Regions from separate parts of the Homo sapiens genome. Here region 2 is linked to region 1. Evidence: chromatin loops called from intact Hi-C (ENCODE). Cell type or tissue: heart right ventricle. All regions are shown on one strand. Links, peaks and the distances in the headings refer to the core of each region. The heading gives the core; the rest is flanking DNA. Region 1 holds the start of TWF2 (twinfilin actin binding protein 2). Region 2 holds the start of TNNC1 (troponin C1, slow skeletal and cardiac type).

Region 1 (15,029 bases), core at 4,016-12,015:
TCCCTGGACAAGCTGATTGGACCAACCAGAGTCAGATGCTCATCCCTGACTCATCACAGTGGCCTGGAAGATGCCACATGTTGACTAGTTGGTAGCAGCAGGCAGGTACTGGTACCAGTAAGGCAAGGCTGCTGGATATAGACACAGAAGGTCATTAGGACATGGGAAGTTCCTCACCAGGCTCTGGCCCTCTTTCAACCTCTGGGCCTTTGCACATGCAGTGCCCTCTTCTCAGAAAACCTTTCTGGCTGGGACTAGTAAGTGGCTCACGCCTGTAATTCCAACGCTTTGGGAGTCCGAGGCGGGCAGATCACCTGAGGTCGGGAGTTCGAGATCAGACTGACCAACATAGAGAAACCCCGTCTCTACTAAAAATACAAAATTAGCCAGGCATGGTGGTGCATGCCTGTAATCCTAACCACTCGGGAGGCTGAGGCAGGAGTGAACCCGGGAGGCGGAGGTTGCAGTGAGCCGAGATCGCGCCAGTGCACTTCAGCCTGGGCAACAAGAGGGAAACTCCATCTCAAAAAAAAAAAAAAAGAAAAAGAAAAAGAAAGAAAACTTTTCCCTCCACTCTGCTGGGCTGTTTCATTCTCCCCTCTAGGTTTCCAATCTTCGCCTTCTCCTGGCAGCCCCTCACATTGTCTCGGCGGGCTCTCACCACCATACACTCCATCTAGTGGGTGAAGGCGGGCCTAGGCCCGTGAGGGCAAAGCCTAGCGGCCATGATCACCCCGAGGTGCCCAGGACCCCACGGGAGGCGCTCAAGAAACGGCCCCTGGGGAAGAGCTGGCGCGCCCACCCACAAGCAGACCCCTTCCTGGGTGCAAACCCGTGTACGCTGGGACCCACTCCTATTCGGAGACCCACCTGGCTTGGGGCGCACAGATCGGGCGCGCGCGCACGATCCGCCCCACCCACAGACCACCGTGATCAGGGCGCACAGACACACACGCGCGTCCTCCCACGCACGCTCGGTCACACGCAGGCCCCCCTCTCCTGCCACAGAGGAACGCGCTGGCGTGCGCACGGCGGATCAATCATCATCCTTAGACCCACCCGGACCGAGGCGCAGGCTGCGCGCACGCGCGGCCCCGAGTCCCCGCCTCCCTGCCGCGCCTGTCGGGGGCGGGGCGCCGCTGGGGGCGGGTCCTGCGGCACCGCCCGGGAAGCTGCGCGAGGGTCGACAGCCTCCGCCACATCCTCCACCTCTCTTGGTCCAGCGAGCGTTGCCGGGCCAGGGTCAAGCGGAGGGCTCCGACGGCGCGGACGGAGCGAAGCGCCGAGCCATGGCGCACCAAACGGGCATCCACGGTGAGGGCGGATGGCGGGCGGGCAGGGGGCCTCGGTCTGGGCTCTCGGAAGCGCCCCCCCCCGGCTCTCGGCCCCTCCCTCCACCCCACACCAGCCGGGAGAAAGCTTCCTGTTCTCTTTTGCAGCCGCGGGTCGCCTGGGGTGGGCACATCTGGGGGAGTACGGACGTGGTGTGCATAGCTGGGAGTGGGTGTATGTGTACGTACACAACTGGGGTGGAAGTATCTGTGTGCCTACCTGGAGATGAATGTGGCTGTGTGTGCCCATCTGTATATTTTTGTTCCTTTCCGGGAGTGGGTGTACACGCATGTGCACACGTCTTCCGTGTACAGTCCTGCCTGTGCACCTCTGGATGTGACTCGCTTGTGTACATCTAGGGTCATTCATGCACTGGCACTAGTGACTGTTTGAATGGACACTGTAGGTCGCATAGGACCCTCTTTAGACATCAGTGTTTCATGGCAGTGTGCACATGTATGTGGGTGTCTGTGTGTGTGCACAGTTGGAGCGCGTCTCAGTGTGCATTTTTGCCAAGGATGCATATACCGCATGTGTCTGACTTGAATGGGCTTGTTTATGTGTGTTAGGAGAAGGCCCTGACCTTTGCTCCTCCCAGGACACTCACTCTCCCCAGGCTAGGGAAAACCCGGAACAGAGACTTCTACGTGGGATGGAGAAAGCTGCCTATCTGACCTTGACCTCTGACCTCCCTCCCATTTTCCACTGTGACTTTCTGAGTCTGCCTCAGTCTGGTTGGAAGATCCCAGCTCCAGGCTGCAGACAGAGAAGAGGTCCAGATATGGGGTTTTGTGGGGAGAGTCCTGGCCCTAAAGAATCCAGGCCAGCTCCCACCCCCAGCCCCCAGCCCTAGGAAGCTTCACCATTCCCGCATCACACCCTCCCCTCCCCTAGGGGTCCCAGTTTCCTTCTTGGACAGGCTGTGAGAGAAGCAATGGCTGGGAGCCAGGTGCCCTGACTCTACCTGGGGCTCAGTGTCCTCCTCTGTCACTGGCCTGAGAGAGCTGCCTGGCCTGTGGGGAAGGCCCGGGCTGTTTGCCCAGACAGCCTGGCGGGTTTGGCCATCAGCCACCCCTCCCACCACACTAGGATCCCCTGCCTGGGGCTGCCACCATCGACCTGCCTGACCACCTGAATCCTGGTGCGGTTGTGGCCACTTGGTGGCTGGGCTGCCCTGAGAAGGTTTCCCTGGCCCCGCGAAGGCAGGGGCCTGGGTCAGGGCCAGGGCTCCCAGATGGGCCAGCCTTTCTCCAGGAGGAGCTGGCGGGCAGGCTTCATGACTCAGCCCCACAGGAGGGAACTGCCTCCTGGCCAGCTTCTTCCTTCCCCTTTGTCTGGTCATAGCTGCTGCCTCCCAGCCTCCAGCCCTGGTGGAGGAGATCCCAGGAAGTTAGCCACCCCATACCCCTTCCCTGCTGCCTCACTCCCTCCTTTCCCATAGTGAGACAGGCCCACCGAGGGGGTCACTGGGGACTGGGCTGCCCCTAGCCCTCCTTCCACCTGTGAGCAGCCCACTTCTTCCCATTTCTGGCCTGGGAAGTTGGCAGCAGAGATCACCCTGGAGGACCAGGTGCCAGCCCTGTCCTGACCATAGGTGTGGATCTGCTGACCGCAGAGTAGGCAGGAAAGGGACCTGTAATGTGAGGCTCACTTGAGTCGGAGGGAGGGTGTTCATGAATCATTGATAATAGAGGCTCAGGTGTCCCAGGCCTGGCCTCTGGATTATTGATGGTGGCTGGGCAGGCATTGGGGCTGGGGTGGGCAGGGATGTGCCTTTCCCTGTGGGGGTGTCAGTTTGCCCTGGTAACACTAGAAGGGGCCCGTCGGCCTGTCCCTTAGGGGAGCTTCTTGGCCTTCCTTCTGGGAAGGTCTGGGCAGGTAGAAGGGGCAGCTCAGCACAGTCAGCTTGCTGTTATTATCATAATAAAAGATTAATTGTTATTAATAGAGGCCACCATCGCCAAGCCCTTTCTCCCATTTACCCCTCACCACAGCCCTGCCAAGTTTGGGGCTATTATTTCCATTTTATACACTGAAGTTCAGAGAGGTCAGGAGTCACACAGCTGAGGGAGAAGTGGAGCCCCAGAGGCCAGGCTTGGGGCCTCAGGGACCTGCTTGGGATCTGCCGATGGAAAGTTCTGTCCTGGCCCAGTGGGATGGTGTCCACCTGCCTACAGTTCCATGCCATGTTTCTCTGAGCCCTAAGGGTCTGCTGAGCTCAGTTGGGCCCCAGCCCACCCAGTGGCCTTGGAGGGTGGTGCATAGCCTGAGGTCTCAGATTAACGGTCACTCTGCAAAGGGGGGGCACCTGAGGACATAACCAGAGTTTGTTTTCCTAAAGGCCCCCCCGCCCCTGAGTTGCCCAGTCCTGGCCCTATAAATATTCTCTGACCTCAGGCCTCCAGCTGTGTTCCTGACGGAATTCCCCTGACCCTTGGGCAGCCTCAAGGTCACACTGGCCTAGCCCTGCTCACCCAGGGACCCAAGCAGGGCCCTTCCCCACATGGGCCGTGGTGGTTTCCCTGTCCACTAGTAGATCCACCACTTATGGCTCCCCAGCTCTCACCATGGTCCTCACCTCTGCCCTGGGGTCCTTGGTCACTCACTGGCTCTCACCTTCCAGCTCTACAGCCCAATGACCAAGATGGAGTCTCTTTTTTTTTTTTTTTTCTGAGGCGGAGTTTCACTCTTGTTGCCCAGGCTGGAGTGCAATGGTGTGATCTCAGCTCACTGTAACCTCCGCCTCCCGGGTTCAAGCGATTTTCCTGCCTCAGCCTCCCGAGTAGCTGGGATTACAGGTGCGTGCTACCATGCCTGGCTAATTTTTGTATTTTTAGTAGAGATGGGGTTTTGCCATGTTGGCCAGGCTGGTCTTGAACTCCTGACCTCAGGTGATCTGCCCGCCTTGGCCTCCCAAATTGCTGGGATTACAGGTGAGAGCCACCGCACCTGACCAAGATGGAGTCTCTTAGTGAGTTTCGGGGAGCCATTCCTTCTCCTGGAAGCTGCCCCAACTGCCTGAGGGTTAAGGTCATGTTGTCCCCCCACCCCCCACAGGGCTGTATCTGGGCTGGCTGTGGCTCCTCGGGGTCTCAGGGTTAGACAGCCTGGCTGGAGGGCTGGGACTGGGGCTGCACACATGGGTGTCATGCGTGTCCATGTGCTTCTGTGTACACTTTGATACATCCTGTTGCCTGCACACACGTCTCAGCCAAGCTCTGCACTTGCCTGCCTGTGTGCGTGTTAGCAAGCCGGGGACTATATCTCTGTGTGTGTTTGTGTATCTAAACATGCGTGTCCATTTGTGTTTGAGCAACTGAGCATGTGTTCATGTATGAGGGTGTTTGAATTTCTGCTCCTCTGTCACACATGCGTGTTGTGTGTTACATTCACACATGCTGGATTGAGCTGTGTGTGTGTGTGTGTGTGTGTGAATGGGCATAGTGGTCATTGCACAGTGGGGGCATTTGTCTGTGTTCTTTTTTCTGTGTATATGACTGTGCTGAGTGTGTCCAGGCCAGCCCAGAGCTCGGCCATCCTGCGGGGCAGGGGGCAGATGGAGGCTATTCACTGTGGCTGGCCTGGCTTATGCCAGAGCCTGCCCATCTTCTGGTGGGTTGTCCCATCCCTGCCCACCCCGCCCCATCACCAGACCTATCCCAGCCAGCAGGCCACTCGCCTGCCACCTCTGCTGGCTAAATTTGGGAGCTTGTGTTCAGTGGCTGTCTCAGGTTCCCAGTCACATGGGGGGCTGTATTTAACCTGGTTCCCAGCTCAGCCACCAGACCCTGTGGGACAGAGCAGGCCCCATACTCGTCTCTGTCCACTCTGCCCACTCATCCCCCACCATGTTTCTTGTTCTTATAGCCACGGAAGAGCTGAAGGAATTCTTTGCCAAGGCACGGGCTGGCTCTGTGCGGCTCATCAAGGTTGTGATTGAGGACGGTGAGTGCCCCTCACAGGCCAGGGTATAGGCTTGGGGGTGGACTCTGCTGCCTCTGTGGGTGGGGGAAGGAGGATGTTGGCCCCTGGCCTGCCGGGACCTCAATTTCCCACTCTGGAAATGGGTGTGAGGCCATCCTGACAAAGGAGAGCCTCACAGGGCAGCATCAGAGGTGGGCGCAATTGTCACCTCTGTTATGCAGAGCAGGAAGCCGAAGCTGGGGTCAGCAAATAGAGCCCTGTCCTGGGGTCCTGCCACCTCCCAGAGGCTGCATGGATATTCAGATGGGCCTGGCCAGGATGCCGAGCTGGGCTGGGCAGAGGGGCAGGGGATAAGTGAATCCAGCACTGCCCCTTGTGGCTGGTGCCACCCGCCTCATTTGTTGGTGGCCTGGCCTGGCTCAGCTGCTGTCCGAGGGGAGACCTAAGGAGATCCTGCACCCTTCTCTTGGAAGTGCCCCCATGATGGGGAGAAGGGATGAGTGTCTGGCTCATCTGAGAGTAGGATGGGAGGGTTCTAGGCTTGGCTGGGCTTTGGCCTTGCCCCTGAGGACCTGGGAGCTGTATAGAGGGCAGTGCTGGGGACACTGGGACTTGAGCTGAGGCCTGAAGTGGGGAGGGTTTGGGGAGGCAGAGGATTAAACTGAGGAGGATTGGGAGGTCAGAGGCCAGAGAACATTTTTTCACCTTTCCTCCATGCCAATGGACTGTCCCTTTGGGTGAGGGGTACAGACTTTGGGACTGGGGTGGGCCAGGCTCCCCAGAGGTCCTCCCAGCTCTTCTCATTAGCCATTCAGCAGCAGGCACTTTGGATGGCTGCCTGAATGGGCCTGGTGCTCAGCTGGCTTTCCACGCGTTGTGTTGGCTCAAAGCAGGATCTGCCATTCCAGGTTTTAGGGCCTTGGCAGTGCTTTGCCCAGGGAGTCCAAATTCTGATGCCCTCAGAGACTGGGCAGGGGTCACTGTGGCAGAATATTAGTGATGGCTTCCTGGAGTGGCAGGCCACAGCCACCCCACCCTTAAAAAGGCAGTTGTACTCATTGACCCCAGTCCTCGGCCCTCCCTGTTGCCTCCCAGACAAGATGTCCCTGCAGATTTTTTTTTTTTTTTTTTTTTTTGAGACGGAGTTTCGCTCTGTCACCCAGGCTGGAGTGTAGTGGTGTGATCTCAGCTTACTGCAAGCTCCGCCTCCCGGGTTCACGCCATTCTCCTGCCTCAGCCTCCCGAGTAGCTGGGACTACAGGCGACCACCACTGCGCCCGGCTAATTTTGTATTTTTAGTAGAGACGGGGTTTCACCATGGTCTCAATCTCCTGACTTCGTGATCCGCCCACCTCGGCCTCCCAAAGTGCTGGGATTACGGGCATAAGCCACCGTGCCCAGCCGTCCCTGAAGATTTTAAGCAGGAGGAATCTCTGGATTGACTTTTATCTCAGTTCTGCATGACAGTTGTTGGGGTACCTGGGACTGCCCAGGAGGGTCCAGGCCCCCGATGGGCAGCCACTGTCCATCTCCAATTGAGGATGGCTCCAGTGTGGCCAGAGGGCCTGATTTTTCTAGAGAGGCTGAGAATTCTACTTCTTATGTAAAATTTCCCAGTTTGAAAATGTTAGCAACAAATTAAGCAATGTTGACAGTGCTGTAGGGGCCAACACAGGCCGTGACTACTCAAAGTCACTGTGACTGTGATCCTGTCTGAGTTCTGGGTGGGCAGGTGAGGAGGCCGAGGCCTCAGAGGGCCTGGTCTGTTGGGGCGTCCAGGCATCGGGGCCCCTGCCCAGATCAGGAGAGTCTGGTGGACTGACACCAGGACCCCCAGCCAGGCTGACTGCCCCTTTGCCCCAGTTATTGCTCCAGGCTAGACCTGTGTATACCCAGGCTGGTGTCTGGTGCCCAGATGAGGTCCCAGTCTACAAGTGCAGCTGGATGCCCCATTTCAGCCAAGGAGCTAGCAGGCCTGTGGGGCCTAGGCACTTAGATGGTGGCTGCTTTGGATCTGCGACATTTTCTTTCTTTTTTTGAGACGGAGTTTCGCTCTTGTTGCCCAGGCTGGAGTGCAATGGCGCCATCTCCTGCTCACCACAACCTCCGCCTCCTGGGTTCAAGCGATTCTCCCACCTCAGCCTCCCGAGCAGCTGGGATTACAGGCCACTACACCCAGCTAATTTTGTATTTTTAGTAGAGACGGGGTTTCTCCATGTTGGTCAGGGTGGTCTCGAACTCCCAACCTCAGGCGATCCGCCTGCCTCTGCCTCCCAAAGTGCTGGGATTATAGGCGTGAGCCACCGCGCCCGGCAAGGATCTGTGACATTTTCGAGGGGACTGCAGCTGGCAGGTAGCCGCAGGATGTCTGTTTATCCAGGGTCTGGTAGGAGCCCCTGCTCCTCCTTTCCAGAGGCTTTTACCCCTGTAGGTCCCTGTGGCCTGGGGCTGTGACCTGCCCCTCAGCACATTTGTCCTGAGGGGAGTCTGCTGCGGTTCTTCTGCTGGAGCCCCAGGGGAGGAGGCGAGCAGGAGGCAGTTTCGTGGGGACTGTGGGCTGAGCAGCTGTGCGGTGGGGATGGGGTCCAAGGGAGCACCCAGGGGTGTGGTGTCCGTGAGGGGCTGACGGCTGCGTGTCTTTGTGTGGCTGTTTGTGTTGGTGATCTGCGCACGTGTGTGTGTGTGGGGGGGTGTGTGCACGCGCTGGGGATGTGCAGGGGGGCAGCCCCCAGGTGGCAGCTTTGTGCCTTCCCTTGCTCACTCATTCAGCCACACAGCCTCACACTTCTGGGACCTGGGGGCTCCAGGGAAGGTGAGGGGCAGCCGGCGGCTCTGAGCCAGCTGGGCAGCCACGGCGAGGCTGGAGGTCTGCAGCGGGAGGCGCAGTGGGAGCTGGGAGCGGCTGCTCATCCGGCCTCTGCCCCCAGAGCAGCTCGTGCTGGGTGCCTCGCAGGAGCCAGTAGGCCGCTGGGATCAGGACTATGACAGGGCCGTGCTGCCACTGCTGGACGCCCAGCAGCCCTGCTACCTGCTCTACCGCCTCGACTCACAGAATGCTCAGGGCTTCGAATGGCTCTTCCTCGCCTGGTCGCCTGATAACTCCCCCGTGAGTCCTGGGCCAGTGGGAAGTGAGGAGGGGAGCTGGGGCTGAGCCAGGCAACAAGGCCTTGCCCTGGGGGATCCAAGAGGGGACACAGGCCTGCCCCTGGAGGGTGGGGGAAGAGCTGTCAGGCCGTGCCCTAGGGAGTCTGAGAGAGGGTCAAGTCCCTGTGCCCGCAGCCTGGGTACCTCTTGCTCTCCAGGCATCAGCCTGGCTCCGGAGGCTGTGATCAGGCTGGACGAGGGCTCCCCCTGCTGGTGGGGGCCACCTGCTGCGTCCTGGCCCCGGGCTGGCCCTCTGCCAGGTGTGCCAGCGCAGTGAGCCCACCGAGTTCCTCCAGAGGCACCTGTCTGTTCCGGGAGAGGCAGCCCTGCCCAGAGGCCTCTTACGGTTTGGCCCTTGCCCTTCAGGTGCGGCTGAAGATGCTGTACGCGGCCACGCGGGCCACAGTGAAAAAGGAGTTTGGAGGTGGCCACATCAAGGATGAGCTCTTCGGGACTGTGAAGGTAATCCTAAGCCAGGACTTACCGGGACACAATCCTGGGCCCACAGAGAGGGGTCACTGTGCAGGGTCAGAGAGCAAGCTAGTGCCAGCTTCGGGAGGAAGATGGGGGCGCTGGGGGAGTCCAAGGGCTGCAAGCTGGCGTGCTCCGTGGGCCTCCTCTAGCCAATCCCCAGGTGCCCATTTATGGCTCTGCATTCACCCCCACCCCTGCAGGATGACCTCTCTTTTGCTGGGTACCAGAAACACCTGTCGTCCTGTGCGGCACCTGCCCCGCTGACCTCGGCTGAGAGAGAGCTCCAGCAGATCCGCATTAACGAGGTGGGTGGGGAGCAGAGGCCCCAGCCTTGAGCCCTCAGGGTCATATCGGCCCAGTGGCAGCCTGTGCTGCCTGGGAGCCACACCCTGCTTTGGGCCGGTGAGGGCCTCCCTCACCATTCCCCTACCCACAGGTGAAGACAGAGATCAGTGTGGAAAGCAAGCACCAGACCCTGCAGGGCCTCGCCTTCCCCCTGCAGCCTGAGGCCCAGCGGGCACTCCAGCAGCTCAAGCAGAAAATGGTCAACTACATCCAGATGGTGGGTGCCTGCTCCCTACCCTGGCACATGCTGCCACCACCCCTACTCCTGCCCATGCACATGTGCAGATGTACATGGAGTCCCCACTCCACCAGCCTGCAGTCTGTCCCCTTCAGCTCGTCCATGTGCTTGTGGGAACACATGGTCCACCCCACCCCTCCCTGATCCCTACCTATTCCGCCTGGGGCGCAGACACTGTGTGCACATAGATGTGTTCTGGTCCCTTGTCCCCAGGCCCTGCTCATACACAGGTACACCTGTGAGCACACTGCCCCATTCCGCCCTCCACCCATACCCCTGGGGTCACACTGACCCCTCAGCCCCGAGGCCCTTCCTGTCAGAGATCCCCTCTGTTGTCTCCTTGACCACCCCGTTTCCCTAGGCAGGGTCCTTCTGCCCTGGCTGTTCCGGCTGCCGCTTTCAAGCAAAACGGCTCCTCCCTTCCAAGATGCTTCCGCCAGAGGCCTTGCCTCTGAGGATGGGCTGGCCCAGTGGCAGTATCTCCCTGAGGTTGTGACCCTCCACACCATCCTGTCCCAGGAGTCACTACCGTTGACTACCCTTGGTGGGAGTTCCTTCTCTAGCACAACCTTCAAAGGGGCAGAGTTGGGGCTGGGCCCAGGACTGGCCTCTTCAGAGGGACCCCCATAGAGGGATGGCCATTGCAGGGGAGTCTTGGGAGAGGGAGGTCACATCAGGCTCCTGCCCACCAGCTAATCCTGTTTGAGGGCTTCCTGGGGAGAGGGGCCTGGGCCCACCCCGACCTGGTGCTCTCCCATCTTCCCTTGGCCCTGGGCAGAAGCTGGACCTAGAGCGGGAAACCATTGAGCTGGTGCACACAGAGCCCACGGATGTGGCCCAGCTGCCCTCCCGGGTGCCCCGAGATGCTGCCCGCTACCACTTCTTCCTCTACAAGCACACCCATGAGGGCGACCCCCTTGAGTCTGTAGGTGAGTGGCCATGGCAGGGCTCCCAAGCCTGTGGCTGGGTGGGAGCAGGGCTGGTCTGCAGTGGGGCAGGCCTGCTCTGGGTGCGAAGGTCAGCAGGTTTCTCAGGCCTCCCAGGCTCACCTCCTGCCCCCCAACAGTGTTCATCTACTCCATGCCGGGGTACAAGTGCAGCATCAAGGAGCGAATGCTCTACTCCAGCTGCAAGAGCCGCCTCCTCGACTCCGTGGAGCAGGACTTCCATCTGGAGATCGCCAAGAAAGTAGGCGCCCTCCCCAGGGCCTCACCTCCCCAGGCCCTATCACTCCAATCTCCATGTGGGGCGCTGGGGTCCTGAGATGACGGCAGAGCAGGAATCGTTGCTGTCGTGTTGATCATAGGGCATCTGAGGCCCAAGGAGCAACACGCATGGCCCAAGGCTGCCCAGCTGATCGGTGGCTCAGAAAAGTCCAAGTCCTGGCTACCATGTCATGTCCTTTCCCTGGGCCTGGAGACAGGGAGGAGGTGACCCCAGCGAGCAGAGTCCAAGGCATGCAGGGCAGCAGGCCCTAAGCTCTTGCTTTCCTGGGAGTGGCATTCCAGGTGGGGAATCAAGGGGAGACCTCAGGAGACCCCAGGGCTAGGATGTGAGAGTAAGGGGTGCCCCAGGAGTGGGGGCTACCAGGGGTGGTGTGTGTCAGAGCCCCTCCCATTGGGGTGACCACTGCCTTGCCCCATGCAGATTGAGATTGGCGATGGGGCAGAGCTGACGGCAGAGTTCCTCTACGACGAGGTGCACCCCAAGCAACACGCCTTCAAGCAGGCCTTCGCCAAGCCCAAGGGCCCAGGGGGCAAGCGGGGCCATAAGCGCCTCATCCGCGGCCCGGGTGAAAATGGGGATGACAGCTAGGAGGCTGGAGCAGGGCCGGCCACGTGTGGACTGTGGGGCTGCCCACCTTCCGCTCCCTGCCACCATCCTCCTTCCTGGGCTCCAGGAAAGTGTTTCTGGGAGGTCAGGAGGGCTGGCAGCTGAACGCACTTGCAGCGTCCGAGGGCCACCGGGCTGGCATTTTGTGACCCTTCCCTGTTGCTGTCCCTGCATCTCGTCTGTGTGCCCAGGGTGTCCGGGGACCCTGCCTGGCTGGCTTAAGGGGGCTGGGTCAGGGGCCTGGCATGAACCTGGCCTCCCGGGGAGCTGAGACTAGGGTCCCAGCACAGCCCAGAAACCTTTGGCCACAAGAAGTGGGGTCAGTCAGGGCTGGGGCAGGGGTCACTGCAGTTTGGGATGGTTGAATGCTGTATTTTCTAAAGAATAAAATATTTTTAAATCAAGACTTGTGCTTGGCCCTGAGAGACCGCCTCTGGCCCTGGGAATTGGGCAGTCTTGTGCATATAACTGTCCTTTCCCAACAGGGGAGAGGGGAGTGCCGGCCTGCGAGGTGGAGCCCCAGCACTCCACCTCCAGGTGTGTGGGAGAGGCTGTGCCTGTGAGTGGGCGTGCAGCCTCACGCGGGTCTCCCAGTCAACAGGAGCCCTGCTGGAGAGGCAGGCGCGCCTCCACTGTGACATGAGGGATCTGCATATGGTCATTTGCTGAGGCTGCCGTAACAAATTACCACCAACTTAGTGGCTTCGAAGAAACTCAAATGTATTCTCTTACAGTTCTGGAGGCTGGAAGACTGAGATGGGTCTCACAGGGCCAAAGTTGAGGTGTTGGCAGGGCTGGCTGTGTCTGGGCCCCTCAGAAGAACCCATCTCCTGGCCTTTTCTGGCTGTATTCCTTGGCTTGGGGCCCCTTCCTCCACCTTCAAAGCCAGAGGTGACATCTCTGATTCTGCTTTCCTCAGCCTCTGGGCTCCCATGGCCTTTTGTAGTCGAATCTCCCTCTGTCTCCATTTCATAAGGGACATTGTAATTGCATTCACCCTCCCTGCCCCCACCACCTACCCCTGTCAAGATGGGTAACTTAATCACATCTGCGAAGTCGTTTTTGCCACACTGTGGGGTGTTGGGGTCACGTGTTTGCAGGTTTGGGGAATTAGGACAAGGATCTCTGAGAGGGACTTTATGCAGCCTCCCACATGGGATAAGGGCTCCTCCTCGAAGGCTTCCCAGCCTCCCTGGGCTGAGGCCAGGACAAGTTTTTCTGTGGACATCGATATCGGTGTCTCCAAGCTGAGTGTGTCCATGTGCGTGGGTCTGTACCTGTGTGTGCAGACCCCTCTGTCAGCTTACTGGCCTCTCTGGTTTTCTGCCTCCAAAGAAGGCAGGGCCACTGCTGGGTATGGGGGTCTGGGTCCCTGGTCCAAGGGACTCTGGGAAAGTCTCAGGCTTGGGGCTCCACAGGAGCCCGAGCTTTGGTGTATCCCTCTGAGAGGTGGATGGAGGGAATGAATGCAGGTGCCTTCCACCCCAGGCAGGCAGGAGTGGAAGCATGGGGTTGATGCCTGCAGCCCAGCTACTGAGTGGGCACTGCTCTCCTTCCTGGCTCAGGGCAACATTCTATCCCTGGCGCCTTTCTGAGCCCCTGCTCAAGCCCCTAGAATTGTAGAGAGGAGAGCCAGACTAGCTAAGACCCAGAGGAGGCTTGTCCTTGCCCAGCCGAAACATTGGCTCCCAGGTGGGCAGGAAGACGATGCCATCGCCCCCTGCTGCTGAGCCAGCCAGATGCCTGGCACTATGGAGCCTGCCTGCCATGATACCACCCAGAGTGGGCCTGGGGGGAGCAGGCTGGCAGATGTGCAGCCTTGCCTCCTCCCAGCAGCAACAATTCATTAATTCATTCATTCAGCCTTCACTCAGAAATACCCTCTCTGTGCCTGCCCAGAGCTGACTGCTGGGTGTACATAATTCAGCAGATATCAAGCACTTACTATGTGCTGGGCACTGTACTGGATCCTGGGGATGCAGATAAAAGATCACTGCCCTTAAGAAGCTGACATTCCAGCAGGGGAATAAGACGATATACAATAAACCATGAAAGATCAATGATCCGGTGTGCTAGCAGTTAAAAAATGTTAGGACAAAGAGAAACATAGACCAGGCAAAGGAGCTCAGGAGTGCCAGATCTGGGGTGGGAGGTTTGTAAGAAGGCTGGATGGCCCTGTTGAGAGGGTGACATGGGAGCAGAGACATAATGGAGGCAAAGGAGGGGTCATATGAGACTTGGGGGAGTTTTCAGGCAGAGGGAACAGCACATCCCAAGGCCCTGAGGCAGGAGAATGCCCAGGGGCTACACAGTCAACTGCAAGCAGGCCAGTGGGCCTGGAGAGCACTCAGGGGAACAGCGGGTGGCAGGTCCCATAGGGCCTTGTTGGCCATCTGTGGACTGTGGCTTTGACTCCAGAGTCAGCCAGGGAGGGGTCTGAGCAGAGGAGGGACCTAGTGTGACTTAGGTTTGAACAGTTCCCTCTAGGGGCTGAATGTGACCAGCCCCTGGAGGGCAGAGAGCAGGGCAGGACAGCCAGAAGGGAGGTGGCACCTGCATGGGTCTAGGAGAGAGGATGGGGGCTGGTGGACATGGGGACGGTGGGCTGTGGGCACACCCTTCAGCATGGTGGACCCAGCAGAACTTGCTGAGGGGCCCGGGGTCACCCAAGGCTTTGGGCCCGAGGAATCTGAGTCTCCTCACCTAGATCAGAAGGAGAGTGGGAAGAACTGATGGGGAGGACTGGCTGGCGGCCCTGCTGGGCCAGCACACACCTGGCCTCTAGGAGCCCCATCTGGAGTGACGTGGTGTGTGCTCTGATGGGGCCCCAGGGGCTCTGGGAATGTGGAGGAGGAGGTCTTGTTTCCGGAAGATGTTGCAAGGCTGTGGTGAAGGCAGGTGCAGCCTAGCCTCCTGCTCAAGCTACACCCTGGCCCTCCACGCATGAGGCCCTGCAGAACTCTGGAGATGGTGCCTACAAGGGCAGAAAAGGACAAGTCGGCAGCCGCTGTCCTGAGGGCACCAGCTGTGGTGCAGGAGCCAAGACCTGAGGGTGGAAGTGTCCTCTTAGAATGGGGAGTGCCCAGCAAGGTGTACCCGCTACTGGTGCTATCCAGAATTCCCATCTCTCCCTGCTCTCTGCCTGAGCTCTGGGCCTTAGCTCCTCCCTGGGCTTGGTAGAGGACAGGTGTGAGGCCCTCATGGGATGTAGGCTGTCTGAGAGGGGAGTGGAAAGAGGAAGGGGTGAAGGAGCTGTCTGCCATTTGACTATGCAAATGGCCTTTGACTCATGGGACCCTGTCCTCCTCACTGGGGGCAGGGTGGAGTGGAGGGGGAGCTACTAGGCTGGTATAAAAATCTTACTTCCTCTATTCTCTGAGCCGCTGCTGCCCCTGTGGGAAGGGACCTCGAGTGTGAAGCATCCTTCCCTGTAGCTGCTGTCCAGTCTGCCCGCCAGACCCTCTGGAGAAGCCCCTGCCCCCCAGCATGGTAGGACAACAGCTCTCAGTCCCCTGGGGAAGGGGATATCCTGGGAAGGGGTGGGGAAAGAAGTGGGCTTGGCAGCTGCAAGCAACAGTGACGGGTTGTCACCCACATGGCCCTGGGGACACTCACTGAATCCTGAAGACTTCAGAGCCGAAGCCCTCTTCTTTTTTCTTTTTTTTTTTTTTTGAGACGGAGTTTCGCTCTTGTTGCCCAGGCTGGAGTGCAGTGGCTTGATCTCAGCTCACTGCAATCT
Region 2 (15,029 bases), core at 2,666-10,665, 220 kb before region 1:
CATTCTGTCACCGGCAACCTATGAAAGTTGTTCCTCTTTCAAGGACGGAGTACAGAGCTGTTCTATGACACACTCTCCCATCACAGGAAGGTGTCCACCCTCAACCTTAGCACCCTGGCAGCGCGGACCCTGATGACACGCCCCAAGATGGTGATATTCCACCATCACAGACTAATCCCTTAATTAGTTTTGGGCTATGCACCAACAACTCAACAATAGTCTATCCCAGGTGTCAGCTATTTCTAATCCAGCCTCATCCATCTGGATGGAAACCTAGCTTAAACACCCACAGGCCATTTTTGCTAAACAAAATGCCTTGTGGTGGAGGAAAGCATCTCTGTGGCCACATTTAGTCTAATTTACGGCAAATCTGTCAACTAACATGCTTCTGGCCACAATGCATTCCTAACCAGGGTGACGTTCCTCCATCTTCTAACCTAGGGTCAAACCCCAGCCCACCTCAAAGCTGAGGTCTCCCCTGGTTTGCTGCCTCAAGTTTGGCAGTTGTGGGTTTGCAGGCACAGGTGAAAACCCGATGAGGAACTTACATAGAAGTGAAAATGCAAGAAGTGGGCCAGTACTCTGGGGGTCACGCCAGGGAAGGCAGCCAGGAGCTTCTGGAGGTAGACCTCCAGATCCTTCTCCCTCTTCTCCACCAAGCTTCTTGAGTTTTTCCCAATTATCTTTTTGGGCGGAAGCAGATTTTTATCAATCTTTCTCTCTGCAACGAGCTGTAAAAAAACATAAGCACATCAACCACAGACTAAGAGGCTCTGTGCCTATGTAAGACCAAGGCAAGAAGCTTGAGGGCAGGCGCTTGTCAGCACTTGCACAGCCCCTCCCTGCAGTAGTACCAAAATCAGTGACCAAACTAGTGCACCTGGGATTTGGCCTCTTTAAATCCAATTAGCATTAGAAATACCAATACAATTCTAGACAAGGAATTCCATCTGGAGACTTTAGAGACATTCAGAAAAGTAACACCTTTTGCCCCTAAAATTGCCATCTTTTCCAAGCCAGAGTAAAAACCAATCAGGGCAGCGGTGTGTCTTTAAAACAGTTATGCTGCAAATGACCCAGAGAAAGACAGCATCTCCAAAAGCAAAAAAAAGAGATGGAATCACAGCCAGATATTAAAGTAAGGCTTTGGAATAGCTATCGCTAGATCAAACAAGTTCAAACCTGTCCCCTTCCCAGGAAACTGTCTGAGCATCTCATACCCAAGCTAGGACTGGAAATATTAAAACTGAAATTCAAATATGCTCCTTGCAGAGTGGCTCATGCTAGAGCTGAAGGCTAGCATTTACATGCTATATTAATGAACGCAGTTATATTAACAAAGTGGTTTATTAAAGAACTATAGAGATGGAACCTGTTTTGCCCTAAAACTAATATGTGGCACAATGGAAAGTTGGCCTACGGGTCCCCCAGCCCTGAGATACGTGCTCCCAGCTCTTAACAGTTACCTTTTCATGCAGGTCATGGAAGTCGCTGTAGCGGTGCTTTACTGTCCACTCATGGCTGCCATCAGTGACCTGGATGATGTAAACCTAAAAGGGGAAACCAACAGCCCTTGTGGCAAGGGAGCCCAGCAACAAGGAGTCTCCTCCCCCAGCAGCAAAAGCTGCAATTATCTTTCCCAATTATCTTTTATCAGTCTTTCTCTCTGCAACTCAGACCCACCCCAAGGCCAAAGTCAGGCTGCCCTTGCCCACCAGCCTCTGCACCTGACCCTTGCTGACCAGCAGGGCCCCTCTCAGCTTCCTCCATGGCCCAAGCACTAGGGCTGGGAGGCACATGAGACAAGCATGTGGCTCCATCCATCAGTAAGGAATGAAAAAGGTGATTACCACAAGTCACCTCTTTAGTTTTTTACCTCCTGCCTCTAGGTAACTCAAAACCCAACCGGAGCTGCAGGCAAGGCCATTTCTTCCAAGGGAGGCAGAGCAGGGCCAGTTCTAGCCTGAGCATCTTCTCTGTTGTACTTCTTTCCAGGTGCCCTGACTACCTCCTGGAAGCAAGTCATTTTCCAACCCTTTCAACTGGTTCATGGCTGTGATTTCTGCTGCTGAGCCAGGAATCAAGGCACAAGCAGCTGATGTGGGGAGGGAGTGGTAGCAACTAAGCTCTATCAGGAGGCAATATGGCCTAGAGGTTAAGGAAGGCCTGGGTTAAAAACCTGGTTCTGCCATTTCCTGGCTGCAGCTTATGTGTCACTTATATAAGTAACTTGGAGCCTAAGTTCTCTCTGAGCCTTAGTTCCTCCATCTTAGAATCAAGGACCAAGTAAGGCAATGCATGTAAAATGCTTTGTACATGGGCCTGACCCATGGCAAGTGTTCAAAAGGTAGGTGTGTTAATAATGTCCAACTCGGCACACCCGGAGACAGAGGATGGTAGGGTCCAAACTAGATCACCACCTCCCCCGACATACATGCAGAGGAGGGGCGCAGTCCAGAATAGGGTGAGCTTTTTGAAGATGGCCCTCTGGCTGAATGTGCCCATAGCTGATGGCCAGTCAGCCATCAGCTTAGAGACCTCACCCGCCTCCTGCACCTAGTTTCCCCCTCCTCTCTGCAGCATGGAGCTGAAGCCTCCTCCAGCCCTGAGGAGCAGCCATTTCTCCAGGCTGGCCTGTTGCTTCAAGATCCACCCCTCTCCTCTTCCCATCCTGCCTGATTCCTTCCCCTTGCCTTCAGGAAAGGAGAAAAGAGCCAGAAGAATGGCCCTCAGAGCGGAAGGTTAGGATGAGGGCCAGGGAGGGGAGGTGCAGGCAGGCCCAAGGCCCCCACCCACTCCCTACCCTGCGGGAACAAAGGGGAGGAGGCAGGGAGGTGCTCTATGCCTAGTCCAGGGCCGGTTTTTGCCAGGCAGCCCACCAGGCTCACAGGCCTGGCATCCAACCCCGTCAAAGTCGGGAACTACCCGCTATTTGTCCTCTGTCTCCCCCATAGCTTAGAAGTGTGTGTGGGCAGCTTGTTGCCCCATCTCGCTCCCACAGCCCAAAGTCACGAAGATTCCTAAGGCTTATAGGGCCTGCGCTTTAGCACTGAGACCACCCCCATTTCTCCATAGATGGGCTCCACCCCTCCTCCGGTCTTGTCTCCGCCCGACCCCCAAGGCATCTGCTCCCCAGGTCTCTCCTGCACTTCTCAGAGAAAATCTCAACCACCACCTCAGGCTCCCCAGATCAGGGTCCTGACGCCTTCTCTTTCTTCAAGGCCTGCGAAGCCTGACCCTTTTCCCTGATTCCATCCATCAGAGACCCTCTCCCCATCGCCTTCCTCCTGGACCCCTGTAACGGTCTTCCAGGCCGGGGCCCCTCCAGTCCTAGAGGATCTAGAGGGGTTCCGCCTCATCTAGACACCCCCCTCCCCAAGCCCCCTTTATCCCCAGATGCCGCCCCCAACCCGAGCCTCCCTTTCTGATCGCGTACCCTTTTCCAAACCGCCTCCCCGGGCCCCGAGCAACCCTTCTCCCGGACCTGCGGGGCCCAGATCCCTTTCCTAGATCCCCCGTCCCAGCCCCCTCCTCGCAATCGCAGACCCTTCTACCCGCTCCTCGGGGCTGCAGATCCCGGACCCCTCCCCAAGCCCCCGAGTCGGACTCCCGGTTCCAGCCACCACCCCCGCTTCGGGTGCCCGCGCCCCCAACACACCGTATAAGTGTCCACAAGCTCCGAGCCCACGACGCGCGCTTCCTTGGCCGGCTCGGCTTCCCGCTCGGGCCCGAAGGTGCGCGCGGTCGCCATGTTCGGGTCTCCGCCGCCACCGCCGCCCGGCGCAGACTAGCAGCAGCAGGGGGCGGGGTCAACGTCCCACCGCCCCCCGGCCCCCGCCGCCCGTCGCCCCCGCCGCGCGCTGCGCCGCCATCTTGGCCCCGCCTTCTTCCTGCGCCCTCGCCCCGCCCCCGCGCGTGACTGACAGGGGCCACTCAGGGCGCGCGTGCGAGGTGCTCGCTTGCGTAATCTACCTGCGTGGCGCCGCCGGCGGTACCCTGCACAGCCTGCTAGAAACTGAGACCCCGGGTGGTGACAGCTCTGGGCATCGCCCCTGGGTCCTCGGGAAGAGGGGACAGAAGGTCCCGAGTCTCCCAGGCCACACGAAGCAAGTCACTGCTCTTCCTGGCCTCAGTTTACTCCTCCTGATAAAGGAGGCCATAATAGTGCCTCACCTGGCTGTTGGGCTCTTTCTCTTTAGGGCAAGGCAGGTTGGAGGGGAAAATAGGACCTGTGCTTACCGCCGGAGCAGGGCGAGAGTGATTCTGGGCCAGTTCTGAACCTCTCTGAGATTCGGAGATCTCTTGTCAGTGGGGCTTCTGGACAACTGAGTGGGTTGATTGATGCGCGGCCCAGCACGCAGTAGTGCTCGAGGCAGGGAGCGTGTTTATCAAGAGGGATAAACTTGATACGAACTCTGTACGAAGGAAGGTGTAGGTGGATGGAGGGGTGTGTGCTGCCACTGAGCACAAGAACCCCACGGGGTGGCCTGCCAAAGTTCAAAACGAGGGAGACAGGTTGATCTGGACCCAGGAACTACAGTGCTGAATCCTAAACCGGGGAAAGATGAGACCTAGAAGAGGGAGGTGGTAACCTAATTGGAGGGTGAGGAGGGAAAGAGCCTGCCACAGATGGGGCATCTATAGGGGTGCTGTTGAATAACTGAGAGCAGCTGACTTAAGCCCGAAGTGGGTACTTCTCCCTGGGCAGATGGGAGGTCTGGGACAGGCTCCTCTGGCAGAAGGGCTCCTGGCCACCCTGTCCTAAGGTGGGTCAGTCACTTCCTCCTTCACCAGTTCCACAGCATCTTACTATGAGCTTGGCATTCGAGGCTTCTCTTGGCAGGGCCCTGCACTCCTAGCCTCTCCTTGCACATTGCACCCCCATTCCAGAGAGGTTTAGTTAAAGGCGGGGGTTACCAAGTCAGTCAGATCTTGGGCAAGTCACCACTCCTCCAGAGCCTCAGTTTCCTTATCTGGAAAGTGGAGGTCATGGCAACCCGCCAACCTGGTTGGATGGGAGCCTGAGCTGTTGTGTTGCACCTTGCCTGGGGCCCACGACTTTGTAGCTCCTGTCCTGCACTGGGCTTATGTTTTCATTCATTCCAGAAACCTTTTCAGAGAGTCCCTTTGGGGAGTGTGGGGGACAGGAGGGAAAGAAACCTGGTCCTTGTAGCCGTTCGTCTGCTCCCTGCCCTGGGCAGAGGACGTGGGGACTCAGGCCAGCCTGAGATCACTGGGACCAGAGGAGGGGCTGGAGGATACTACACGCAGGGGTGGGCTGGGCTGGGCTGGGCTGGGCCAGGAATGCAGCGGGGCAGGGCTATTTAAGTCAAGGGCCGGCTGGCAACCCCAGCAAGCTGTCCTGTGAGCCGCCAGCATGGATGACATCTACAAGGCTGCGGTGAGGGACAGGGCTGGGTAGGGCTGGGGTGGGCAGGCCCACTGGGGGCTCACTCAGCTGAGAGTGCGGGGTTAGTAGCCCCAGGGAAGTGGTGGGGACCAAGGAGAAGGCCTACGTGCCTTCAACCCAGGCCCTCACAGGGACAGTGATTCTGGTGTTTGAGGATGCAGAAGGGGTAGGGGGTTCCGGGTCTGAAGGGTGGTGGAGGAGGTTGCAGCTTTCAGCATCGTGTCTCACTCTCTGTTTCCAAGTGTCTGTGGTCTGTGGCACTGTCGCTCAGCCACATGTCTCTGCATTTGTCTCTGGACGTTTTTGCCTTTCTCTTTTCATCTCTTCCTCCTGAGCTGTCTGAGTCCCCATTACTGTCTCCCTGTCCCCAACCCCCATTTCTGCCCCTCACATTCTGCTTCTCACATGCTCAAAATCTGCCACCCCACTCCAGCCCCTTGGCGGGCCGAAGATGCTTTGGAGGGTGGAGGGTGTGAGAGGAGGGGTCTGTAGAGCCTGAGTCCTGGGCTGGAGATGGGGCTTTGAAGTTTGAGGCAGGGAAGTTCTGGACATGAGGGAGAACCAAGGAAGAAGGAACAGAGAACTGGGGCCCCAGCTCCCATCATGCCTGGCAGGCTCAGGGCTCAGTGGCTTAGCTAGGGGTGAGAGCGAGGGAATGAGGGCTGGAGAGTGGTCACCCCAAGCCCCTGCAACCTCCTGGGTCACTGAGGGTCTTCAGATGCTATTCTATCCTGGGTGGTGGTGACCTCCCCCAACCCCAGAGCAAGGACATCCTGGCATGGCCAGCTGTCCCCAGGGGAACCCCTCCCTCAGCCTCCCTCACTCCTGGGCAGGGAAGTGCTATAGCCAGCTCTGGGGGCACGCCTGCTTATCCTGTGGGAGTCCATGGAGCCGGGGTTGGGACAGCCCTCCACCCAGTGCCCATACAAGGCCTGGCGGAGTTGGGGACTAATTTTGGCTTCTGAGGCGGCACTAGCAGGCCAGGGGGCCAGATAACGCTGCCCCACCCCCTGCATGCCAAAGTCCCCAGAACAATCACCAGGTTTAACTTTGTTCCTCGTTAAAAATAGCCCAGTGGCCACCCTGGTCAGGTTACCGTGGGTGGCTTGCCTGCCTCCACACTGGTTTTATTATCCCAACTTGAGGGACAGCTGTCCTTCGGGCCACCCAGCTTGAGTTTCATCAGGGGCCGAAAGGGCATTGAGTGGTCACTGACTATTGTTACTGAGGGTCACCTTGGTCCTGAAGGGGGTGCCCACCTGTCACCCTGGCCCTGAGCCCAGTCGCAGTGAGGCCAGCTGGGTCACGTCAGGGCTTTGGGGGCAGGGAGGGAGGACTGAGACCTCCACTCTGTGGCCTGGAAATAGCCTGCCTCCTCCAGCTCCAGCCTTCTCACCTGTGGAATGGGTTGGTTTCCTCAGCAGCAGCTATACCTGAGTCTGAGCCTTGAGATTCCCTTTCCTTTCTAGGTAGAGCAGCTGACAGAAGAGCAGAAAAATGGTGAGAATCCCTATCACACATGTGGGAGACCAGCGGGTCCAGGCTGGCATGGGGACCCCTTATCAGAAGAGGACCCCAGGCCAGAGACCAGAGGCTTGGTCCCTCTTGCTCTGCCCTCAGAGAGGTCTCCGAGGGAGGTGGGCAGGTTGGCAGGTGGCCCCAGGGTTCTGGCCCTCCGTGGTCCTGGCTGCTGAGCCCTGACTACTGTGCCCCCCAACCCCTGAACACAGAGTTCAAGGCAGCCTTCGACATCTTCGTGCTGGGCGCTGAGGATGGCTGCATCAGCACCAAGGAGCTGGGCAAGGTGATGAGGATGCTGGGCCAGAACCCCACCCCTGAGGAGCTGCAGGAGATGATCGATGAGGTGGACGAGGACGGTGAGCCCCCTCCTCCCCAGGCTCCAGAAGAACCCCAGCTGGCTGGGGGCTGGAATGCTGGCTCTGTTTAGCTGGGAGCAATTTAGCCTATCCGAGCCTTGGTTGCCTCATCTATAAAATGGGCATAAGGGCTACACAAGCCTGGCGTTTGGTGTGAGGATGCGGTGAGAACATGGGGGTTCGTGTCGAAGGTGCTGCCTGCAGTACCTACCCTGGCCTCTGTAACGGCCATGCTGCCCACCCCCAGGCAGCGGCACGGTGGACTTTGATGAGTTCCTGGTCATGATGGTTCGGTGCATGAAGGACGACAGCAAAGGGAAATCTGAGGAGGAGCTGTCTGACCTCTTCCGCATGTTTGACAAGTGAGCACGTGACCCTTGACCTCTGACCCTGACCCACACTCAAGCCGAGCTGTACAGGAGGGCAGTCTCAGATTCCAGGCCTAGGGACCCTGTGGCCTCTGCCTGATAGGGGAGAGGGATGCCCCATCTCCCAGTGTCCCTGCTCTGCCTCCTGGGGCATGGGTGGGGCTGCCTCATGCCCTCCCCACAGCCCTACCCTGAGCCCCCTCCCCACAGAAATGCTGATGGCTACATCGACCTGGATGAGCTGAAGATAATGCTGCAGGCTACAGGCGAGACCATCACGGAGGACGACATCGAGGAGCTCATGAAGGACGGAGACAAGAACAACGACGGCCGCATCGACTATGATGGTAAGCGGGTGGGTGGGCTGATCTCCTGCCTCCATGCCCTGCCCAGCCCCTACCCTCAACCCACACCTGCCCCTCTTTCCACAGAGTTCCTGGAGTTCATGAAGGGTGTGGAGTAGATGCTGACCTTCACCCAGAGCTGCCTATGCCCAGCCTCCAACTCCAGCTGAGTCCTGGGGTTGGGGAGGGGGTCGGGGTCCCAGGACCTGAGCCTGGCCATGTCCTCAACCCCAAATCCCCCGACTCCCTCCCCAGATCTGTCCTGGGGGATGCAAATAAAGCCTGCTCTCCCAAGGTCTGCTATCTGGCTCTGGTGTCCCTGGGCCGTGGACTCATCCCCAGGACCCACTCTTACCCAATGGCCGCTTCCTTCCCTGTCCTAGGCAGGCTGGCTGCAGAGCCTGGCGCCTGACCACCGCTCCACACTGCCTTCTGCAGGGGGGTGAGATGAGATCGGAGACTGCCGTGTGGCCTGCCCTGCTTGCTGCCCTCTATCACTCCTCAGGCCCAGGCACCATCTCTAGGGATTCAGCATCTGGAGTCTGTGGGGGCCTAGAACCCCCACAAGTTCCTGGGGGCCATCACTTTGGTCAACCACTGTGGCAGCCTAGGGGTCCTCTACTTGGAGAGAGTGGTTCACTGTGGTACACAGCCAGGCCCTTGGATGCTCCCTGGCACAGCAACCCCTGTTACCTCTCAGCCGTGGCTGGAATGGAGCTGAGCCTGTGGGGTCCCTGCAGGCTCACAGTGCTAGTCCACCCGCCCACTTGCTTGTATTTCCTGCCAGCAACATTGACTCCCAGGGACAGAGGGGCATGGAGTCGGCTCTATCTCCCCTCACCTGTTTGGCCCAGAGAGGTGCAGGGACCTGTCAAGGTCATCCAGTGAGTGTGGGGGAGAGCAGAGCCAACTGGCTTCCAGCCAAGGGCCCTGTCGGATGGGCCACATCCAAATGGACATGATTTCCAGTTCCCGTGAACCTCAGAGGCTCATCTCTTGTGGCCCAGTCTCTCTCCCTGGCAGGGATGGAGGCCCAAGGCCTGGCAGCTCTCAGCTTAGTGGGAGCACCCAGTCCAGAGCTGCCGCCAGACAGTGATGCTGTCTTGGAGGCGTGGGCGTTGGGGGCTGCAAGGAAGTGGAAGTGTCAGCAGAGGTGTTCGCAGGAGGGACAGCTGCCAGCAGCACCCAGGCTGTAGCCAGAATGCCGTCAGCTGACCTTGCCCCGCCCAGCCACTCCACTCTCTCTGCACCTGTGCCCCAGCCTTGGCATTCCCCAGACAGGCCTGGCATTCCAGAGATGGTCTTGGAATTCTAAAAATGCCTCTGATGGAGGCCAGCGCTAGCAAGAGCTTTCTGGTCCCTGGAGAGACCTGAGGGGAGCAGAGAGGAGTCCCTTCAGGCCTGCCCTTGTGAGCTGGAGAATTGGGGACCTCTACAGACACCCAGAGTGACCCAGGAAGGGTGACATCCGAGGATAAAAGGAAGCGCCACATCGGGCAGCACCAGCAGCCGGTGCACCACCCAGTGGTTCACTCACACACCCACCACGCGCACAGCACAGGGCTGGATCCTGGGGCATGTCACAGTGAGGCCCAGTCCCTAATCTGGTGGATTTTTTTTTTCTTTTTTTTTGAGACGGAGTCTCACTCTGTCACCCAGGCTGGAGTGCAGTGGTGCGATCTCAGCTCACTGCAAGCTCTGCCTCCCAGATTCACGCCATTCTCCTGCCTCAGCCTCCTGAGTAGCTGGGACTACAGGCGCCCGCCACCACACCCAGCTAATTTTTTGTATTTTTACTAGAGATGGGGTTTCACCGTGTTAGCCAGGATGGTCTCAATCTCCTGACCTCGTGATCCACCTGCCTCGGCCTTCCAAAGTGCTAGGATTACAGGCGTGAGCCACCGCGCCCGGCCTTTTTCTTTTTTTGAGACAGAGTCTCGCTGTGTCACCAGACTGGAGCGCAGTGGCACAATCTCGGCTCACTGTAACCCCTGCCTCCCAGGTTCAAGCGATCCTCGTGCCTCAGCCACCCAAGTAGCTGGGATTACAGGCACCTGCCACCACACCCGGCTAATATTTGTATTTTTAGTAGAGACAAGGTTTCACCATGTTTCCCAGGCTAGACTTGACCTCCTGAGCTCAAGTGATTCGCCCACCTTGGCCTCCCGAAGTGCTGGGATTACAGGTGTGAGCCACCGTGCCCGGCCTAATCTGGTGGAATTTTAAGGAGATGAGTACAGTGGGAAAGCCAGCGTGGGCTGGAGTGGGGACTGGAGGCATGGTGGGCCCATGAGTTACAGTGGTCTGGGAAAGCTCCCTAGAGGAGCTGACTCTGCATGAGATCTGGGGGAACCACAGGGAACCAGCCATGGGAGGCCATGGAGAAAGACTGGGAAGGTCTCAGGAGCAGAAAGGCAGTGTTGGGCTGGAAACCAAGCCCCAGCAGTCTTGGGAGACATGGGCAGTGCCAGGCCCCATGAGGACCCAGTCAATGTAAGGGGTGATGGCTGCAGAGGGCAAAAGGGGTGGGAGAGACGGAGCTAGGAGCTGGCCTGAAGTGGCGGCAGGCTTTGGGCAAGAAAGCCCGGTGGCTTCCAGTACAGTGGGGTGCTGGGGAGAGTGGGCAGGGGTACATGGATTCAAGGCACATTTTGGAACTAGAATGGACAGAGTTTGCTGAAGGCTTGAATGTGAAGGGTGAGAAATAAGAAAATCCAAAATGACCCTTAGCTTTTTGGCCAAACTGCCATTTCCTGAGATATGGAAGCTGGGAGGAGACACAGGTTCAGCCGTGGGGTATTGGGAAGTGGAGCTTACTTCCCAACACTAGGTTTTAGTGGGGTTTTTTGCTTTTTTTCTTTTCATTTTGAAATTCCAGGCTTGCAAAAATAGTACAAAGAACTCCCATTTACAGGTACCCTAGCTTCCCTAAATGTTAACATTTTAACCACAGAAGGATCAAACACAGGAAATGAATATTGACATAAACACTGCTAATTAATCTGCACAGCTTATTGAAGTTCTGTCAGTTGTCCTAAAGTCCTTGTCCTGGAGCAGGAACCAATCCAAGATGGCACTAACGTGACCTCGTCCTCCTGTCTCCTTACTCCCCACCAGCCTGTGACGGTCCTCAGTGTTTCCTCATCACCTCTGAAGAGCTGAGGCCAGTTATTCTGTAGAATCTCACTCACTTTGGGTTTGTCTGGTGGCCCCAGGGTTTGGGAACTTGCAGGCCCCCAGGCCTCAGCCGCCTGAGCAGGAGGGTTTCCGTGGAGCAGAGGGGTGGGAGCCTGACAGGAGTGAGCTGAAGTACAGGGGAGATGGTGGGTGTGGGCAACACCCAGGGAACAGAGAAAGGGACCCAAGCTGAGAAGCGATATGGGGTCCAGGGAAGCTCAGACAAGGGCCACGTGTGCTCGGGTTGAAGGGAGTGAGGATTGTCAGGAAGGGGCAGTGGGGGAAGGAGGGCTCTGCCACGTCCTGGCTCTCTTTTCATCAGCTGTGGTGGGGAGGGGGACAGGTCCTGGGACAGGAGGAGGAGATGAATGGCCCTGCTTGCAGATGGAAGCCCCAGAAGATACTGTAGGAGGGTTGGGGTGGGGCGGGAGGAGCTGTGAGGGATGGCTGATGGGAAGTGGGGGGGCTCACCCTCTGCAAGCAGCTGGAGGTCCGTGGGGGTGGAGGGGGCATGGCATTGTCCTAATATCCCTGTTCCATCCATGAAATTGGTGGGGAGGGGACTGGGGGCATCCATTCCTTCCAGGCATGCCCACCCCAGAATTCTGGCTGGGAGAGGCTGGGCTGTGACCCTCCACATATCCACCTGGTGGCACCTGCTGCATGAACACGCACTTCACATAGGTATCAGCCCAGCTCACCATCTCCCACCAGTACATGGCATTTTGTATCCTTCATGCATCACCTAGTTTTGCCTGTTTTGCTGCATCCTTTCCATTTCTGGGCTTTTGCTTGGATAGTGCTTCCTCCATGAAGCCTCCCTTGATTTCCTCCATCAAGAGCAATCACTGGAGCATCTTCCACTGCTCCTGCTTCTTTATATTGTGTTTGCCTGGTTACTGCTAGCGTCCTCAAGAGGCTGCTGTTTCTGCTGGGTGGCCCTGCTACCCCAACACAGGGCCTGACACAGCGAGTTTGGGGGCCTCCTGCAGTTCCTTCTTTGTCCACTAGATGACACACGATGCCCGTGTCTGGGCCCATTGATCCTCGAATTCGGAGCACCCTTGTGGTCTTTCCCACCTGCAGCTGGCAAGCAGGGGGGCCTTTAGAGACGATCCCTACCCTCTGCCCCCAGGCCTGGAAAACTGAAGCCCAGAGAAGGAGAGGACCTGACTGAGGCCACACACATTAACAGTAGAGTTCGGACTCCCAGCCTGCCACAGGCTCTTTCCGCAGTGTGGAGTAGGCTGCCCCCACACCCTTCCCCAGTCGACCCAGGCTTCCCTGCAGCCCCTGCTGGGTGTCTGGCTGAGCTGAGACCCCAGGATGGGCTGGCAGGCTGAGGAGTGTTGGGCCTCCTGCCCGCCGCTGGTGGTCACATGCTGGCTGAAGGGCTGCCTAGCTCAGTCTCCAGTTAGAAGTTGGCCCCAGCTTGGGCAGTGTGCTGGCCACACCTCCCCAGGGAAACAGAGACAGAAGCAGTCCACTCCAAGGTCCCAGGATATGGTCACCCTGACAGCAGCCCCTGCGCAAGCCCACTCATCAGGTTATGAAGGCTGCTTACACCCAGGGTGGCTGGTCCCTGGCCCTGGGAGGAAGAGGCAGACCCAGAGATGGAAGGGCCTTGGCCAAGGCTCTCCAGCAGGGCCAGAGGCAGGGCTGGGCTGAGCTCCATCACTGGCCTCTGTGGGCAGCCCCTTGCCCACCTCCAGGCCAGCCCCCTGCTGAAGAAGGCATGTGTGAGTGAAGGGAGCTGGGGACAGGGAGGCAGAGTTGTAGGTCTCTGAGACCTGTCATGCTGACCCAAGAAGCCAACCTGTTTCCATTTCAGGATTGAGGTAGGGGAGGAGGGTGGGGTCCCCATACTCCCAACAACGCCCAGAAGCAAAGGAGGGTCCCAGGAAGGGGCAGAGCTGAGCTGGACCCATTCTCAGCCTGCTCTGTGGCCTGGGCCAGGTCCTTCCCTCTCTGAGTGCCCCGCAAGTTCCCTGACCACCATCAGAGGGCCCAGGCCGGTCCATGTGGGAGGCCCAACCTGCAGGAGCTGTTAGAATCCTGGGAACTCAAACTCCAGCTCAAAATTAAAATCTCTTTAGTGCCCAGGGCCTCAGGTTCTGAGTGTAGGGTTCTGGGGTGGGGTGAGGTGGCGACTGTTCTGGGGCAGGGAGCATGGGGAGGTCCCGTCACTCACCCCAGATTCAGGCCCTCAGTCCCATTTCCCCTTTGGCCCTCTTCTGTGGCTTTCTGTGCCCCCCGCCACCCAGTCAGTATTCAGGGTGGGGGAAGTGACCTCTAAGAGATCATAGGTGTCTGTAGGGCCTATGGGGCATGGGGTCCCTGGGAAGAACCATCACTGACCTGGGGAAGCTCTGGACCCTGAGTCTCTGGAAGGACTGGAGGCCTGAGGGAGGCAGGGCAAGGGGAGGTTCCCTCGGCATGGAGTCCCCTGATGCCCCTGTCCCCTACCCCAAAGCAAGCCTGGTGAGCTGAGATGGGGCATGTAGATGTGGGGAGAGGCTGGGGTGCCTGGAAGCCAGATGGGGACAGGCCTGGGTGGAAGAGGCTGGGCAGTCATCTCTTGCTGGCTCTATGAAGTGTTGCCGGACCTCAAACACCTGTCTAGGACATGGCGCCCCTTGGGCTGGGAATGGCCCTCCACCCTTACCCAGGGGAGCTGGAGAGTCTGGCCAAAGCTTCAGGGGGCTGGAATATCCTGGAATTGGGGCAGGGCCAGTTTGGAAGGTCTCTGCTGTGGGCAGTGGAGGGGCAGAGAACAAGGCAGAGCCCAGCTAGGCCCCTACCCAGCCCATCAACTTTAACCTCTGATCCCTGACCTCCCTTCCAGGCTCTCTCCCCACTTGTCACTTTGCTGGAGCCTGGGGACCTGCATTTGTGGACATCTCTGTACACATGGCCTGTGCCCTAGCTGGGAAGGTCTTCCCAATGGGGAGCTGGCCAGTGTGGCACAAAAGCCTGCACTGGGCCAACAAGGTGGAAGGAGAAGCGGCAGGTGGACGGCAAGGCCCCAGCCTCCTTCTCTCCTCCGCCCCTCTTCCCGCCCAGGACTGGGTGGAGCCACTGCCTTATAAGTGGTGGCCTGGTGGCAGCAGAGCAAACTACAACCGGCGGCCAGCGGGACCAGAGGGCGGCTCTGCAGGCAGGCGGCAGCGGTGCCCTCAGTTCCCCAGCATGGCCCCCTCGGCCTGGGCCATTTGCTGGCTGCTAGGGGGCCTCCTGCTCCATGGGGGTAGCTCTGGCCCCAGCCCCGGCCCCAGTGTGCCCCGCCTGCGGCTCTCCTACCGAGGTACCAGCCCCTGCGTGCCCTGTTTGTGTGCATGTGCCCTGTTTGTGTGTGTGCGCTCTGTTTGGGTGCATGTGCCGTGTTTGTGTGCATGTGCCCTGTTTGGGTGCGTGTGCCGTGTTTGTGTGCATGTGCAGTGTTTGTGTGCGTGTGCCGAGTTTGTGTGCGTGTGCCGAGTTTGCGTGTGCCGTGTTTGTGTGCGTGTGCCGAGTTTGTGTGCGTGTGCCGAGTTTGCGTGTGCCGTGTTTGTGTGCGTGTGCCCTGTTTGTGTGCGTGTGCCCTGTTTGGGTGCATGTGCCGTGTTTGTGTGCGTGTGCCCTGTTTGGGTGCGTGTGCAGTGTTTGTGTGCGTGTGCCGAGTTTGTGTGCGTGTGCCCTGTTTGGGTGCGTGTGCCGAGTTTGTGTGCGTGTGCCATGTTTGTGTGCGTGTGCCCTGTTTGGGTGCGTGTGCCCTGTTTGTGTGCGTGTGCCCTGTTTGGGTGGCTTGGGCTCTTGGGTGCCTGGTCAGCTGTAGGGGAGGGAGCCTCTCCCTGCACAGCTCTCGGGGAGTGGG

Evidence for each region. Hi-C counts contacts between places; a loop is a spot of excess contacts. Peaks named below come from ENCODE experiments on the same cell type or tissue, not always from the same donor. Only the 100,000 strongest peaks of a DNase experiment are listed, where the experiment ranks them.
Region 2: a loop joins it to region 1, with 2.5 times the contacts of the local background. A loop is called at or near these places in 23 of 110 quality-filtered maps.

The regions. Positions count from the first base shown.
Region 1 is chr3:52,225,277-52,240,305 of GRCh38, reverse strand. TWF2 (twinfilin actin binding protein 2) reads left to right here and starts at 1,148. Exons shown (of 9, transcript NM_007284.4): 1 at 1,148-1,314; 2 at 5,200-5,277; 3 at 8,184-8,362; 4 at 8,767-8,862; 5 at 9,075-9,179; 6 at 9,311-9,436; 7 at 10,236-10,386; 8 at 10,524-10,645; 9 at 11,105-11,694. The coding sequence starts at 1,290. The coding sequence ends at 11,272. It overlaps TLR9 (toll like receptor 9), which reads left to right and starts at 14,661. Exons shown (of 2, transcript NM_017442.4): 1 at 14,661-14,779. The coding sequence starts at 14,777. TWF2-DT (TWF2 divergent transcript) reads right to left here and starts at 1,068. Exons shown (of 2, transcript NR_135307.1): 1 at 871-1,068; 2 at 1-131. RefSeq lists enhancers at 516-565, 2,473-3,015, 3,016-3,557, 13,528-14,027, 14,182-14,271 and 2 more and silencers at 986-1,505, 8,402-8,611. In heart right ventricle, for the core only: CTCF peaks have their summits at 5,639, 7,340 (motif pointing left), 8,418 and 8,622 (motif pointing left); DNase peaks (open chromatin) are centred at 6,124 and 8,603; H3K4me3 peaks cover 3,084 bases; H3K27ac peaks cover 4,665 bases.
Region 2 is chr3:52,444,364-52,459,392 of GRCh38, reverse strand. It overlaps TNNC1 (troponin C1, slow skeletal and cardiac type), which reads left to right and starts at 5,352. Exons shown (of 6, transcript NM_003280.3): 1 at 5,352-5,401; 2 at 6,880-6,910; 3 at 7,141-7,287; 4 at 7,535-7,649; 5 at 7,866-8,002; 6 at 8,087-8,293. The coding sequence starts at 5,378. The coding sequence ends at 8,118. NISCH (nischarin) reads right to left here and starts at 3,789. Exons shown (of 21, transcript NM_007184.4): 1 at 3,659-3,789; 2 at 1,467-1,550; 3 at 549-731. The coding sequence starts at 3,751. SEMA3G (semaphorin 3G) reads left to right here and starts at 14,290. Exons shown (of 16, transcript NM_020163.3): 1 at 14,290-14,480. The coding sequence starts at 14,366. RefSeq lists enhancers at 2,135-2,810, 6,490-7,310, 13,440-14,316, 14,317-15,029 and silencers at 3,635-3,864, 9,086-9,380. In heart right ventricle, for the core only: a CTCF peak has its summit at 7,519; DNase peaks (open chromatin) are centred at 3,942, 5,332, 6,362, 8,920 and 1 weaker place; H3K4me3 peaks cover 6,012 bases; H3K27ac peaks cover 8,000 bases.